Linked DNA regions of Homo sapiens: region 1 is linked to region 2. The links are chromatin loops, found by intact Hi-C in ENCODE. Cell type or tissue: Calu3. All regions are shown on one strand.

What was found. A loop is a pair of places that touch in the nucleus more often than their neighbours do. Peaks named below come from ENCODE experiments on the same cell type or tissue, not always from the same donor. Only the 100,000 strongest peaks of a DNase experiment are listed, where the experiment ranks them.
Region 1: it touches region 2 in a loop (7-fold over the local background); 91 of 110 quality-filtered maps call a loop at or near these places.

The regions. Positions count from the first base shown.
Region 1 is chr4:143,198,118-143,206,117 of GRCh38, reverse strand. It overlaps USP38 (ubiquitin specific peptidase 38), which reads right to left. Exons shown (of 10, transcript NM_032557.6): 5 at 2,552-2,710; 6 at 1-85. Among named protein-coding and RNA genes, the nearest start is that of USP38, 17 kb to the right of the region's middle. In Calu3, no CTCF peak of the experiment used is centred here; no DNase peak of the experiment used is centred here.
Region 2 is chr4:143,479,584-143,487,583 of GRCh38, reverse strand. No RefSeq gene overlaps it. Among named protein-coding and RNA genes, the nearest start is that of SMARCA5, 30 kb to the left of the region's middle. In Calu3, no CTCF peak of the experiment used is centred here; a DNase peak (open chromatin) is centred at 4,613.

The DNA of each region.
Region 1 (8,000 bases), 280 kb after region 2:
AAGACGCCAAAGAATTGGATTGAGAAGTCCAGGCACTTTGATTGAGAATTAACTTAATCTTCTCTTCACTGGGCTTAGGAAAATCCTATAGGTCATAAAGAAGAAAAACAGTTTAAAAGTAAAGTAAAAATTATTTTTGTTGTTAAATTAATTAACACCATTAAGAAGATTCTTACACCGACATTTGAACTTTCTTTTCCCCCACTTAGTTTTGAAGTAACTGGCAGTACTTGGCTAGTCATGAAAATATCAAATTTCACTGTATGGCAAAAATAAATATTGTCTAATAACAGATTTTATCAAGTTAAGGAATACTCAAAAGCTGGAAATTCAAGTCACATTTGAACTCTTTATGTTCTCTATATGCCAGCAAAATGTTTATAAAATAAAACTTTGGGGTCAGAGAATACACTGCAGTGCTATTCAAAGGCAGTAGAATGAAGACTTAAATTTTAGCACACAGTTAAACATAAGTAAACAATTTGTTTTCAAATTTTGTAATAAAAATGTCTCCTTTTCATTAAATACTAATATTTACTCAGTATTAACCCTTAGAAATAAAATCCCAAAGTAATTAAGAAATGAGAAATGAAAGCATCTATGCACAATGACCTTTAAGAAAAATAAAACTTAATCTCATGTTACCCATATAGAAAATTATTACAACATATGGATTTTTCTTATCAACTTTGTGAAGTATGAGATAACATTTCAAGTGTAAATTATTTCAAGCATGAATAGAGCACTGGAGAGTAAGGGAAGTTGGTAAAATCATTAGGGCTTATCTGGATTGCTATTAGCATCTGGCACTTAGACCTTAACAAACAAACATTTTCTGAAGGAGTTTCAATCTTCTCATTTTTGTTGTTGTTGACAGCTAAGAAAAAGTGCTTTCTTTGGGCTTAGAGCGAGCCCATTGTTTCTTCTGAGCCTATATGAGTTATCAGAATTTTCAACATGAAAAACTCTGATGAACTAAACAATGGCAATCAATTAACAAGTGCAGCAACTATCATCTATGGATCCAGGGACAATGTAGAAAGAGATTAATATTACCATCAAATCCACTTCACAATGCTCCTGAACATAATCTACTTCTGAAGTGTCAAAGTGTCACCCCAGCAATATACATTAATTGCTTAACAGTCTTTGTGTTCTGAGCTCAACCAAAATAAGTTTGATTTAGTTAATGATACAGTAAAAAGAACTGTTTTTAATCCACCTCAGATACAGAAGTAAAGATAATAAGACCTTTATGTTGAAATTCAGATCTCAAAAAAACCATCAATAGAATTGATTTCTAATAATTTCTGATTGAGTTTGGCTGAGTTCAGTTCTCCTATTCTTTTGCTATACACTGATTATGCAGTAAGTTTACTGAGAGGAAAGTATGTTTATTGTGATCCAGTCTTCAACACAAACAGAAGTGCTTTTTAGGCTAGGCACAGTGGCTCATGCCTGTAATCCCAGCACTTTGGGAGGATGAGGATCACTTGAGCCTAGGAATTCAAGACCAGCCTGAGCAACATAGTGAGGCCCCGACTCTACAAAAAATAAAAAGTTAGCCTGGCGTGGTGGTGTGCACCTGGAGTCCCAGCTACTTGGGAGGCTGAGGCAGGAGGGTCACTTGAGCTCAAGATGTAGAGGCTGCAGTGAGCCGTGATCATGCCATTGCACTTCAGCCTGGGCAACAGAGCAAGACTGTCCAAAAAAAAAAAAAAGTGCTTTTTAGAACCATTTCCATATAAAATTGAAACACAGTATAACTCCACAAATAATTCAAGTAAAGATTCGAAACATTGATGAACAGTCCACAGCAAAAATAGAATTAAAAAAGAGGCCAGGTGCAGTGGCTCACGCCTGTAATCCCAGGACTTTGGAAGGCCAAGGCAGGCAGATTACTTGAGGTCAGGAGTTTCAGACCAGCCTGGCCAACATGGTAAAACCCTGTCTCTACTAAAAATACAAATTAGCCGGGCATGGTGGCAGGTGCCTGTAGTCCCAGCTATTCAGGAGGCTGAGGCGGAAGAATCGCTTGAATCCAGGAGGTGAAGGTTGCAGTGAGCAGAAATGGTACCACTGCACTCCAGCCTAGGTGACAGAGCGAGACTTGGTCTCAAGAAGAAAAAAAAAAAAAAGATTAAAAAGGGGAAGAAATCAAAGTCAAATATTTTATTAAACTCCATTTCCTGTATTCTAAGATGTACTCTACATATACTTTAACACTTCTAATATTGGGGTGCAAATCTGATGTATGCATTAACTTAACGTAGCATTTCTTTTTAAACAAATTTCCCAAAAAGCTATTATAAATTTAAAGATATGCCTTATAATTGATGACACTGCAGAAATAAAGAAATATGGTTATTAATTTAGAATGGTGACTCCAGCAAGAAAGCTGTTACTCCCTAAATGAAACCTGATTCTAACTGCATTTTTCAAATAAAAAGCATATTACCATAAAATAGTAAATTGAGTAGCTGGTTATAAGAATGTTTCACCTTATTAATATAACACAACTCCACAAATATTGGTACAACTATCATCATACCTTTATTGCCTCCAGAATAGGTTCATAGAGATCTGGAAATCCAGAATAATGATACATCATACAGTGTATCAATTCTGTTAATTGTACTAAGAAGGCTGTACTTGAAGGCAGACCATCATTTTTGAAAGAATGAACCAAATTAACCACATGAGGAACAATCTGAAAAGAAAAAAGGATAAACAATGCTGAATTTATACAAATTGGTAACACATTCTCTAGCCTACAAACAGAACACAAACGATATATGATCAGCAGATACTTTTCTGTATGTGCAGTCACAGAGTTTTTCTTGTTATTAAGTTAAACATTTCTAAAATATCAAGGTAAATCTAGTTTTCGAAGTCGCATATGACTGTAATCTCATATATGACCCCTCTCCTCATCCTTACACACCATCTAAAACATAAACTAAGGTATAAAATAGGAATCTTAGTCATTGCCACCATTCTGAAAAATGCTGTAGGTTGAAATTGTTAGGGTTATTATATTTACCAGGTCATTCAATGGGAATAAACTTTTGAAAAATAATCCTGGAATTAGCTAAAGAGCTCCATCTAGTGTGAATCTAAAATTTTTTACTTGAAAGAATTAAAAGTACATTGCACATTAAAGTCTACTTCAAGAAAATCTTTACATGAGTAACTAAAATTGCAGCTCAGGTAATGGGATTACTTTTAGATAAGCACAGAGACCATGCCTTATGTTAGAGTGGCTATTCTTACTAACAAATCCCATTTCACAGCAAAAGATGAGATGGTTCTAAAAATAAAGGGCATCAGAAACTTCTGTTAGTTTTAAAGACCTGGGGCTAAAAATAAAAGTGAAATCTAAAATGATCATTGCTCATAAACATATAGAATATTGTTAATATTGATCATCAGCACAACCATGTTCTTTCATTGTAAAATTAAACTAAAAAGTCATCAATCCAGAGCCAATCATATCTTTAGGAGGTTATTAAAATGAAACAACTTCTATTTTACAGACATAGCTCTTTCCATTAGTATGATACTATATTTTTTTCAATTAATTTTTAATTATAATCTGATACTACATATTTACACTTCTTATGGTAAAAGGTATCTTCTGTTCTATTTGTAGAACATTTTGGGGTTGCTAACTCATGGTAAAAAAGTTATAACTATTAGGGTCGTACCATCAAACAGCAATAACAGCAATTATAGTAATAACCCACTAATTCCCCGTCCTTCCCACAAAAAGAACAATCATAGTCTTACAACACAGTGCTATTTCCATTCTGCTCTGTCTAGCTTTACATTTGTGCTTAAATCACACTGTAGCTTTTGCATTACCTTCTTACCTCCATCACAGGTACTAATGTGACCATAAAACTACCAGTTCCTAGTGAGTTCATTCTATTGCTATCATCTTTACATTTCTAAGCAAATATGAATTATACTTCTGTCGCATAAAGCCACATTTATCAGATATTCTCTTGCTAAAAGTCAGAAATCCAAAATTATTTTGTTTTCTCAAAGGTGAAGGGAGACAGAAGAGGCAAAAATTTTAGAAGTAATTATTAAATTTATAATTCCAAATCTGTCAAATTAGATTAGGTCTTTGTAATCAGGTTATATGGTTGTCTATTACTATATCTCAAATGGTCAACATTATCACGACATGGAAATAAGACTTAGTCTTTCACAGTTATACAGATATACTTCCAAGCAGGCTATTACTTTCTAAATGTGTGAAAGTTGATTTTTTTGAATAAGTGAAACTAAATGTTTCTTGACATTATTATAATACTAAAGTTTTTGAGGAAATGTATAAAACTTATTTAATTAGAAGCTTTGATTTTTTTTCTTTCTCCATTATTCCTATCTGCCATAGTGTCTGTTTAAAATAAATTTATTCCACTGGGTAAAATGCATAAGAAAAGCAACCTGACCCATAACACCACATATTCTAACATCAACCTTGGCTTGCCCTAAGATATTCTAAACTTATGATGAATTATGATGATGCTGATTCCAGATTATTGCTCATACTTAGCAACTCCTAAGCCCAAGTCCTTTACTGAGTTATTTGGAGTTATAGGTGATTTAACTACCACATTACCCACTACTAGATTAAGGAATGTCCTCAATATGGGCAATAAACATTAGAATGAATGATAAAGTTATGTCAGAGAATCTCCTTCCTAGAAATTTGGAAAACATCTTGAGTTGATTTTTGTATATGGTGTAAGGAAGGGGTCCAGCTTCAATCTTCTTCATATGGCTAGCCAGTTGTCAAAGCACCATTTATTGAAGAGGGAGCCTTTTCCCCATTGCTTGTTTTGACAGCTTTGTCAAGATCAGATGGTCATAGGTGTGCAGCTTCGTCTGTGGGCTGTCTATTCTGTTCCATTAGTCTATGTGCCTGTTTTTGTACCAGTACCACGCTGTTTTAATATACTACTGTAGCCCTGTAGTATAATTTGAAGCTGGGTAATGTGATGGCTCCAGCTTTGTTCTTTTTGCTTAGGATTGCTGTGGCTATTCAGGTTCTTCTTTGGTTCCACACAAATTTTAAAATAGTGTTTTTTTAGTTCTGTGAAGAATGTCATTGGTAGTTTGATTGAAGTAGCACTGCATCTGTAAATTGCTTTGGGCAGTACGGCCATTTTAATGATATTGATTCTTCCTATCCATAAGCATGGGATGTTTTTCCATTTGTTTGTGTCTTCTTGATTTCTTTGAGCACTGTTTTGTATTTCTCATTGTAGAGATCTTTCACCTCCCTGGTTAGCTGTATTCCTAGGTATTTTATTCTTTTTGTGGCAATTGTGAATGGGATCGCCTTCCTGATTTGGCTCCTAGCTTGACTGCTGTTGGTGTATAGGAATGCTAGTGATTTTTTTACATTAACTTCTTATCCTGAGACTTTGCTGAAGTTGTTTATCAGCTGAAGGAGCTTTTGCGCTGAGACTATGGGGTTTTCTAGATACAGAAACATATAATCTACAAATAGTTTCACTTCTTCTCTTCCTATATGGATGTCACCTATTGCCTTCTCTTGCCTGACTGCTCTGGCTAGGACTTCCAGTACTATATTGATTAGGAGTGGTGAGAGAGGACATCCTTGTCTTGTGCTGGTTTTCAAGGGGAATGCTTCTAGCTTTTGCCCATTGAGTATAATGTTGGTTGTGGGTTTGTCACAGATGCCTCTTATTATTTTCAGACATGTTCCTCTAATACCTAGTTTATTGAGAGTATTTAACATGAAGGGATGTTGAATTTATTGAAAGCTTTTTCTGCATCCATTGATATAACCATGTAGTTTATGTCTTTATTTCTGTTTATGTGATTTATTTGTGTATGCTAAACTAACCTTGCATCCCACAGATGAAGCCTACTTGATCATGATGGATTAGCTTTTTGAAGTGCTGCTGGATTTGCTTTGCAAGTTGAGGATTTTTGTATCGATGTTCATTACATCAAGGATAAGACTTAAATGTAAAACCCCAAACTTTAAAAACCCTGGAAGACAACCTAGGCAATACCATCCTGGACACAAAGATTTCATGACAAAGACACCAAAAGCAATTGCTACAAAAGCAAAAATTGACAAACGGGATCTAATTAAACTTAAGAGCTTCTGCACAGCAAAAGAAACTATCAACAGAGTAAACAGACAACCTACGGAATGGGAGAAAATACTTATAAACTATGCATCTGACAAAGGTCTAATATCCAGCCTCTATAAGGAACTTAAACAAATTTACAAGAGAAAACCCTATTAAAAAGCAGGCAAAGGACATGAACAGACGCTTTTCAAAAGAAGACATATATGCAGCCAACAAGCTTAAGAAAAAAAGCTCAGTATTACTGATCAGCAGAGAAATGCAAATCAAAACCACAATGAACTACCATCTCATACCAGTCAGAATGGCTATCATTAAAAAGTCAAAAAAGAAGACATGCTGGTGAGGTTCAAAAAAAGGGGAACACTTATACACTTGGTGGGAGTATAAATTCGTTCAACCATTGTGGAAAGCAGTATGGTGATTCTTCAAAGAGCTAACAGCAGCACTGGCATTTGACCCAGCAATCCTATTATGGGGTATACACCAAGAGGAATATAAATCATTCTACCATAAAGATACATGCACATGAATGTTCACTGTAGCATTATTCACAATAGCAAAGAAATGGAATCAATCTAAATGCCCATCAGTGACAGATTGGATAAAGAAAATGTGGTACATATACACCATGGAATACTATGCAGCCATAATAATAAGATCATGTCTTCTGCGGGAACACGGATGGAGGGCGAGGCTATTATTATCCTTAGCAAACTAACCCAGCAACAGAAAACCAAATACCCCATGTTTTCACTTATAAGCGGGAGCTAAATGGTGAGAACTCATGAACACAAAAAAGGGGACAATAGACACTGAGGTCTACTTGAGCGGGGAGAGTGGGAGGAGGTAGAGGAGCAGAAAAGATAACTATTGGGTACTGGGTTTAATAACTGGGTAATGCAATAATCTGTAAACCAAACCCATGTGACATGAGTTTACCTATGTAACAAACTTTCATGTTTCCCTGAATCTAACAAGTTAAAAAAAAAATGTGGAAAACAAAGCCTTTTCTCAAATGTCTTACACATGATTGTGCCTGAAGACAAGGACAAGTAATTGATGTTTTTTTTCTTGGAAGACTTTGCTAGTACACCTGCTATCTTAGAGTTTGAGTTCTGTTTGTATTATACATATATATAAGGTTACTGCTTGATGATTAAATTCACCAAAATTAGGGCAATTAACTGCAGAAATCACTCATCCTAAGTGGTAATGTGTAATGTAATTACTTGCTAGTAAGGTTTACTTACTACAAAGCCTGTGGACTTTCCTTCAGTGGAAATGAGACACTGAGCAACCTATGTGAATATATTCTAGATAAATAAAAACAAATGGAATTCTGAACTTCATTAGTCTCCTCTAAAGTTTGTTATGGTGAATCAGTATTCCTAAGATTTTTCCACTGTGGGTTTATTGACAATGAGTTTCTAGTCCTATAAAACAGGATTAGTCTTTGGAAGAATTAAGTAACCACACAAAGGCACTGTTTTCCTATGATGCCCTAGAGTGGTAAATGGACAGCTGACCAAAATTACAATTTGTCATTTCTCATCTGCAGTAACTGATAATCAAATAATTGAAATCAAATAAACGCCAATGATTCAGCTGGCTTAACGTGGTAGGATTCTAGATGTATTTTAAAGGTGGGGTCAACAGGATTTGTAGGATGTAGGCTGAGAGTGAATGAAAAGCCTGCAAAGACTGGTGTGTTTTCATGCTTTCAAAATTCTAAAGCAGTGGTTTTCAATCATTTTAATCCTTCTATACTGTTCATTTGTGCAACAGACATCCATCAGTGACATCTCCCATGTGAACAGTAACTCTCAACTGCTGGTAGTTGTTGCAAGTGGAGTAGTT
Region 2 (8,000 bases):
TGTTCCATTCACTCTTTAAACTTGGTAATGGATGAAGCAGCAGAAGAATCTGTTTTGACACGCTAGATTTCTTTATTTTACCCAATAACTATGCGATTATTGTAATAAACAATACATTTTGGTTTCAACATGTTGAAATGTGTCAGAGAAGTCATTTATGGAAACTATTGTCAATATCTACAGGAAAATTGAGATGATGCCATCAGGCCACTAAGAACTGAATTGTACGTAGTATAAAATCCTTTTGTGGAAATTATTGATAATATTAATAAAGATGTAGAGTCTAGAACTCAAGATATAGGCATAAATTGAAAATATCCACTTTAAACTTACTTTCTTAGGACTAATTTGGCATATTTTAAGTCAAAATACAGGTATAATGAACATGATGCAGGACTAAATTCAATGTAAATAATGGCCTTGAAAGCATCAAAGAAACTAAGAAATTCTATAAAGATAAATAAAGTGATAATACTTACAAAAGTATATGTTATTGTGCTTGCTTTGGCAGCACATATACTAAAATAGGAATGACAGAGATGTTGTTTAATGTGTATACAGTTGCAAGATGAAAAAGTTCTGGAGATCTGTTTCACAACAATGTGAATATACTTAATATTGAACTACACATTTTAAAATGGTTAAGATGGTTAATTTTATATGTCTCTTACCACTTTAAAAAACATATGTTACAAATTCTAAATAAAGTCCCTTGATATTGATACAGCAAAGACAATCTAGAAGACTAAGAAGTCTCAGTTTGGCTGCACATGTCAAAATCAAGCCCTCTTTGATCCAGCATCAAATAATATGCTCTTTGCTTTGTTTCTACATTAGCTGAAAGAGTATTATCTTTAAAAAGAAGATTGTGATGGTGATTTCCTAGATGTGTACATACATTGAAACTCATCAATTTATAAGCTTTAAATACATGCAGTTTTATATTCATGAATTATATCTCAATAAAGCTGTTTTATTTTTTCAAAATAAGAAAAAATTATACTGAGGTATCATGACTTTTCTATGTCAGTGCTTCTCAAACTTCAATGTACACATGATTCATCGGGGGGTCATAATAGGAAGTAGGTTCTGATTCCATATATGGGATACCTATGGTTTGTTCATGTATGAGTATCTGGAAGCCTTATTTTCCAAAGTCTAGTATTAATTCTATTTAATTATTACAATATATTTATGGAGATAATTTACTGAACACATTCCAAAATACTTTGAAATTCTCAAAGATATTTTTTCTTTTCTAGTATCATTTTGCCAGTGAAAAGGTAGCCTCTCAAAATTAAAAATTTTTTAGAACCACTTAAAGTCTACAGTATCACAAGAAAGACTGGCAAATCTGGTGATTATTTCTGAAGAAAACAAGATATTAGAGTAAGCACTGAAATGATCCTAAAGAACTTAGTTTTATAATTTTAACAAAGTTTTATTTTTAAAATTGATTCCTTCACAGTGACTTTGCGTTCTTGCTCATTATAATTCGTTTTTATTAATTTATGATAACTTTGAGTCCTCAATGATTTTGATAATTTTAAACTTTCTATAATTTCATGTTTACATCTGATATATGTAATTTATTCAGATGCTATATTGACTTTACATATGACACGTTTTATCATTGTTGAGAACTAAATAACGTATTGACTTAAAATTTATTGTTACCCAGAGGTGCCAACGGGTGGTAGCAGCTCTAAGTGTAGGGTGTGAGGAAAAAGGTAATGAATGAATTGGATTTTATTTTGAAGGCTGTGGGAGCATCTGAAGGATATTAGGCAAGTGAGTTATGAGATCAGATTTGTGATGGAAAAAGATTCATTTGGCAATCATGATGGCGAATAGAGATGGTGGATTCAGAAGGCACAAGAGACACTGGGTGTGGAACTAATCAGAGATGATGGCAGCCAGGAGTTACCAGCAGTGATCTATGTGAGAAAAGAGGTAGGAGCAAACTAAGGCAGTGGCAGAAGAAAAGAGAGAAGAGAATGAGAATATTCATTATCTGAGCAGAAAGAAAAGACTGAGGGTCATAAAAATTTATTAATAAGAAAACATGCACTGATAAGTATGAATGTGCCATTAATATATTTCTATTCTTGAATACATTTCCATCTTCACCACCTCCCTGCCCATCGGTCTTACTTCCCTCTGGGATCAGGAGCCAGGCTTGCTGTGTGCTGCCTGGCCTCCTTTCCAACTTTTCTGCATCTTTTCTCTGGTCCAGCATTTTTCAGCTACAAGAACAGAGGCAGATCAGAAACGAATTGCACATTCCTTAAAAGCTGTTGTGAAGATGAAGTAACACTATTCAACTAAAATGTCACAGGAAATTATCAAAAGCTGTTAAATCTATTCCATTTGATGTGGAGTACAGTTGTAAACTTTATTAATAGTAACAAATATTAAAGTATATTCTGCCAATTGTTCATTTAGTGAATTGGCCTGATTCCACAAGTTCTAGGGTAGAAAGCAGGAGGAGGAAAAGGTCATTGGAGTTTAAGGAACATGGAGAGGCTGGTGTGCTGTATGCATTGCCCTGAAGGATATTAAAGTTACCCAGAAAATTGGAAGAAATATAGAAGAAGGGAAGGCATTGAGGCATGGGGGATGAGAGAGAGTGACCTCTGAATGAGAGGGAGTGAACAGAAATCACTAGAATATAGCGACGAGGACGGTGGTGTCTTAAGCTCCTATAGTTACAGTTTTGGGATGAGGATTGAGAACTTGTTTGAAGTAGTGTTGGAAGAGGAAGAAGGGGACTCATGTCCTGCTCTTAGGGTCTAGGGTATGACAGGAAAATACTTTCACTTGAAAGAGATGGGAAGTAGTATCCTCAGGAGAGCTCACGTTTAGTGAAGTCAGTTTGGGAATAAAATTGAGATAAAGCTCTTCCTTTAGAGAACCAGAGGAAAGGCTTAAGGGTTAGGAAGAGGTGGGAGACTGTGGCAAGTAATGGGACGATCATTTTGGGGGTGAAGAATTAGAGATGATAGATGACAGGACCTAGGTGAATTGGAGTTGTGGGGGATGCCACTGTAGTTGGAGTGCTTTTGGTAATGGTGGTGGCTATGGGCAAAGCCAAGTCCCCTTTTTGTGAGCCTCTGATTATCTCGGCTCAGGAGACTTCCATCTTTGCAACTGAAAAAGGAGGGCGGCCGGGTGCGGTGGCTCATGCTTGTAATCCCAACACTTTGGGAGGCTGGGGTGGGCGGATCACCTGAGGCCAGGAGTTCCAGACTAGCCTAGACAACATGGCAAAACCCTGTCTCTGCTACAAATACAAAAATTAGCTGGGCGTGGTGGCTCGTGCCTGTAGTCCCAGCTACTTGGGAGGCTGGGGCAGGAGAATTACTTGAACCTGGAAGTGGAGGCTGCAGTGAGCCGAGATTGTGCCACTGTATCCCAGCCTGGGCGACAGAGCAAGACTCTGTCTCAAAAAAAAAAAAAAAAAAAAAAAAAGAGGCCGGGCACGGTGGCTCACGCCTGTAATCCCAGTACTTTGGGAGGCCGAGGTGGGTGGATCATCTGAGGTCAGGAGTTCATGACCAGCCTGACCAACATGGTGAAACCCCATCTCTTAACTAAAAATACAAAATTAGCCAGGCGTGGTGGCACACGCTTGTAATCCTAGCTACTTGGGAGGCTGAGGCAGAAGAATGGCTTGAACTTGGGAGGTGGAGGTTGCAGTGAGCCAAGATCGTGCCATTGCACTCCAGCCTGGGTGACAGAGTGAGATGGAGTTCATATTTTAAATGTGCTATTTCTGCCTAAAATATCTTTAAAAAATAAAAGAAAATAAAAAGGAGGCCAAATGTCTATAGCAGCATTTATTCATACTACCTTGAAAGTGGAAACAATCCAAATGTCCATCAACTGATGAATGGATAATTAAAATGTAGCACAGCCGTAAAATGGAATATTATTCAGCAATAAAAAGGAAAGCAGTACTGATACATGCTACAGCATACATGAACCTTGTGTACAGTATGCTAAAGGAAAGAAGCTAGTCATAAACGGCCATGCCACATATTGTATGGGTTCTATTTTTATTAAATGTCTAGAAAAGGGAAATCTACAGAACCAGAAAATAGGTTCATGATAGCCTAGGGCTGAGGCAGGATTGGGGTAATTGGTAGTGATTGCCAATGGGTACGGAATTTGTTTTCGGGCTGATGAAAACGTTCTAAATTAATTGTGGTGATGGTGGTAAAAGGCTGCAAATACACTAAAAATCAGCTGTATAGTTTAAATGGGCGAGTTATTTGGTATGTGAATTATTAATATATTTCAGTGGAAAAAGGGGACAATAACTCAGGTTGTAATCAAACAAAATATTATGGATGTGAGAATGTTTTGGAGACCAAAAAGCACAAAATATATGTGAAATTGGTAAGGCAAGTGTGGGGACACCTTCTTCTGAAGATTTAAAAGAAAATGACTAATACTTTAGGGCTGGTCTTAACTGACTTATTGAAGGCAAGGGGGCAGACCACTTGGCTTCAAGGAACTTTTACAATTGTAATTCCATGAGAGAATATTCATGTAATTTATTCTACTTTTTGTCAGATTTCCCTTGAAAATTCAGTTCATGCACAAGAGGGTGCTGTCCACCAAATAACAACTTGTTCATCGCTGCTGGCAATGTGCATATGTAATCTTAGGAGAAAAAAACCAAAGTAAGGTCAAGGAGAACCTAAATTTAAAAGTCCCTTAATACATATGAACTAGTATATATGAGTTTGCTTATGAGTGTACAGCATATCTCTGGAAGGACATATAACATGGGCATAGGAGAGAGGGGTACTTTTTTCTGTAAACTATTTAATGCTTTTTATGTTTTGAACCCTATGATTGTATTATTTATAAGAAACATTGTATAGAAAGAAATAATACCTTATAAAAATTATTCTGTGATGTTATTTAGATTAACATGTGAAATTGAGAAAAGGGATGTGGAGAACATATGCAACATATAGAGATATTATTCAAATCAATTTTTTAAAATCATTGCCAATTCATAGTAATGGCTTATTTTGTCTACTTATTCTTCTAATGAATCCAAGGATTTTCCCATGTATTATATGTGTATTCTTTCCTTCCTTTCTTCCTTCCTGAACGCCTGGCTTCTTGCCTGCCTTCCTCCCTTCCTTTTTTTTCTCTTCCTCTCATTTTTTCCAGGTATAAGAAAGATAATTGAATTGTTCAACTACTTTTCAACTTTCTACTATAAAACTCTTCAATAGAAAATTTGAAAGAATAGTACAATAAACATTTACCACCTTGATGGAATAATTATTAATATTTTGATTTTAACTTACATCTTATCTTTTTAAGAGACAGAGTCTCACTTTGTTGCCCAGGCTGGTCTCAAACATCTGAGCTCAAGCAATCCTTCCATCTCAGCCTCCCAAGTAGATGGGACTGCAGGCACATGCCAATTATTTTGCTCTGTTTATCTCTGTACATATATGTATATGTGTGTGCATTTTTTTCAATATTATTTTCAGATGTTTTAACCCTAAATAATTCAGCAGCCATCTATATAATGAAGGACATTCAACTACATTGTCATAATATTATTACACCAGAAAAATTATGAGTAATTCTTTAATACCATTTATTATCTAGTTCATATTTTAAATGTGCTATTTGTGCCTAAAATGTCTTAAATCACTTTCTTCCCCCATGAAGTATTGTGGTTGTTATGCGTTTGTCTCTTTTGTTCTGGAGCAGTCCCTCACTTAAAAAAAAAAAAGACTTCATCTTTTTGTAGAGACCGGGCAAGTTGTCTTACATGGAATATTCTATATTTTGTCTGATTGTTTCCTGGTGGTGTCAATTAAATTGTCCCTCTGTCTTCTGGATGTTAGATTCAGGTCAAACATTTTTGGCAATAGTTTATTTTTAATCTTTTCATTATGAAATAAAACACACAGAGTTCACAAAACAAAAATATGCAGCACGATTAATTATTACAAAGTGAACATACCTAGGCAACCACCACCCAAGTGAATAAATAGAACATTGCCAGCACTCCAAAAACCACATGCGCCCCTTCCAACTTTTTACCTGTCCTTCCCATCCAGTGTAATTACTATCCTCGACTTTAGGAAATTAACTCCTTACTTCCTTTATAGTTTTGCCACCTAAGCATGCATTAAACACCATGGTTTAGTTTTTGCACTGTTTTTGCACTTTATGTGGGTAAAATCATATGTTGTGTTCTTTTGTATCTAGCTTCTTTTAGTCAATCTTGTACTTGAGAAATTCATCTATATGCTTATGAGTGGCTGTAGTTTATTCATTTAAATATCTGAATTATTGAAATAAAACATAATTCACTTCTCCTTTCTACTGTTGATGGGCATTTGGGTTATTTTGCTCATTTTGTTTTTGTAAATAATACTACCATGAACATTCTCATGTCTGTCTCTTGCTACACATGTGCATGCATTTCAGTTGGGTATAACTCGGTAGTATGATTTTTAGGCCATAAGGTATTCATATGTCTAAATTTTGTAAATATTTTGTACATTTTGTAAATAATGACAGTCTTTCAAAGTGGTTGTGTTAATTTGACCCCTACTAGCACTGCATGAGATTAATTTACACATTCTTAGCAATGCTTCGTATTGGCAGTCTTTTTAATCATTTGAGTGGATGTGCAGTAGTATAACGTGGGTTTTGTTTGCATTCTCGTCTCCTGCCCCTTTTTGAGTTACTGCATTTTTCTTACTGATCTATAGGAGTTCTAAATATAATCAGTTTATGAATCATTTGTTAATTTTCCCACTGTGTGTTTTGCTTTTGGTTATTGTAACAGTATCTATTGATGAGTAGATGTTCTTAACTTTGATATAATCCAATTTGTCAATCTTTTATTTTTTGGTTAATTCCTTTCTGGTCCTCTTTAAGAAACCTTCTTTTTTTTTTGAATCATGATAAAATTATCCTGTATAAGCTTTGTTATTGTTTTGCCTTTCACAATTATATCTACAGTTCACTAGGAATTGATACTTGCTTATAATATGAGTCACAGGTCAATTTTCTTCTTTTATTTATATGGATATCCATGTGGTCCACATTGTTTTCCACTGCTCTGCAGCTACTGTGTCATAAATCAGTGTCCATATATACGTGGTTCTGTTTCTGTGTTCTCTTTTGAGTTCCTTTGGCATACTTTTTCATCCTGGTACCAATGTTACTTGCTACATCTTTATAATAAGTTGTAAATCTTATAGAGTACTTCTTCCACATTGTTATTTTTCAAGAATATTTTGGCTATTCTTGGTCTTTTGCACTTCCATAGACACTTAAGAATCAGCTTCTCAGGTTCATTTAAAACAAAAACAAAAACAAAACAAAAACCTGGGATTTTGAATGACATTGCATTGAACTTAAAGATCAACTTTGGGGAAAACTGATATCTTCACAGCATTGAATTACCCCACCCATGCACATCATATACTCTTTTTTATTCCTCTATTTTGACTTTATTCTTAATATTTTATAGCAGAGGTTTTGCACATACTATTTTAAATGTGTTTCTGATCAATTCTTTTGATGCTATCAAAATTTCATATTCAAATTGTTACATACAAAAATTGATTTTTGTATGTTAACCTTATTTCTAACAACCTTTTACCTGTAGATTTATTTCAGCTTTCTACATACACAATCATATTATCTGTGGATAACAGCTGTTTTATTTATTTTCTCAAATTCTTGTAATTTTCCCTGCATATGTCCTTCAGTACAATACTGAATAGAAGTGGTGATAATGGACATATTTGTCTTGTTCCAGGTCTCAAAGAGAAAGTTGTCAATATTTCAGCATTAAGTGTCAGGTTTGCTGATAAATGTTTAAATATTCTTTTTTTCATAAACTTCCCTTTTATTTAATGTTGCTAAGAGTTGTTCTTTAAATCATGAATAGATGTTGAAGTTTAACAATTTTCTGCATCAATTGAGATGATCATGTGATTAAT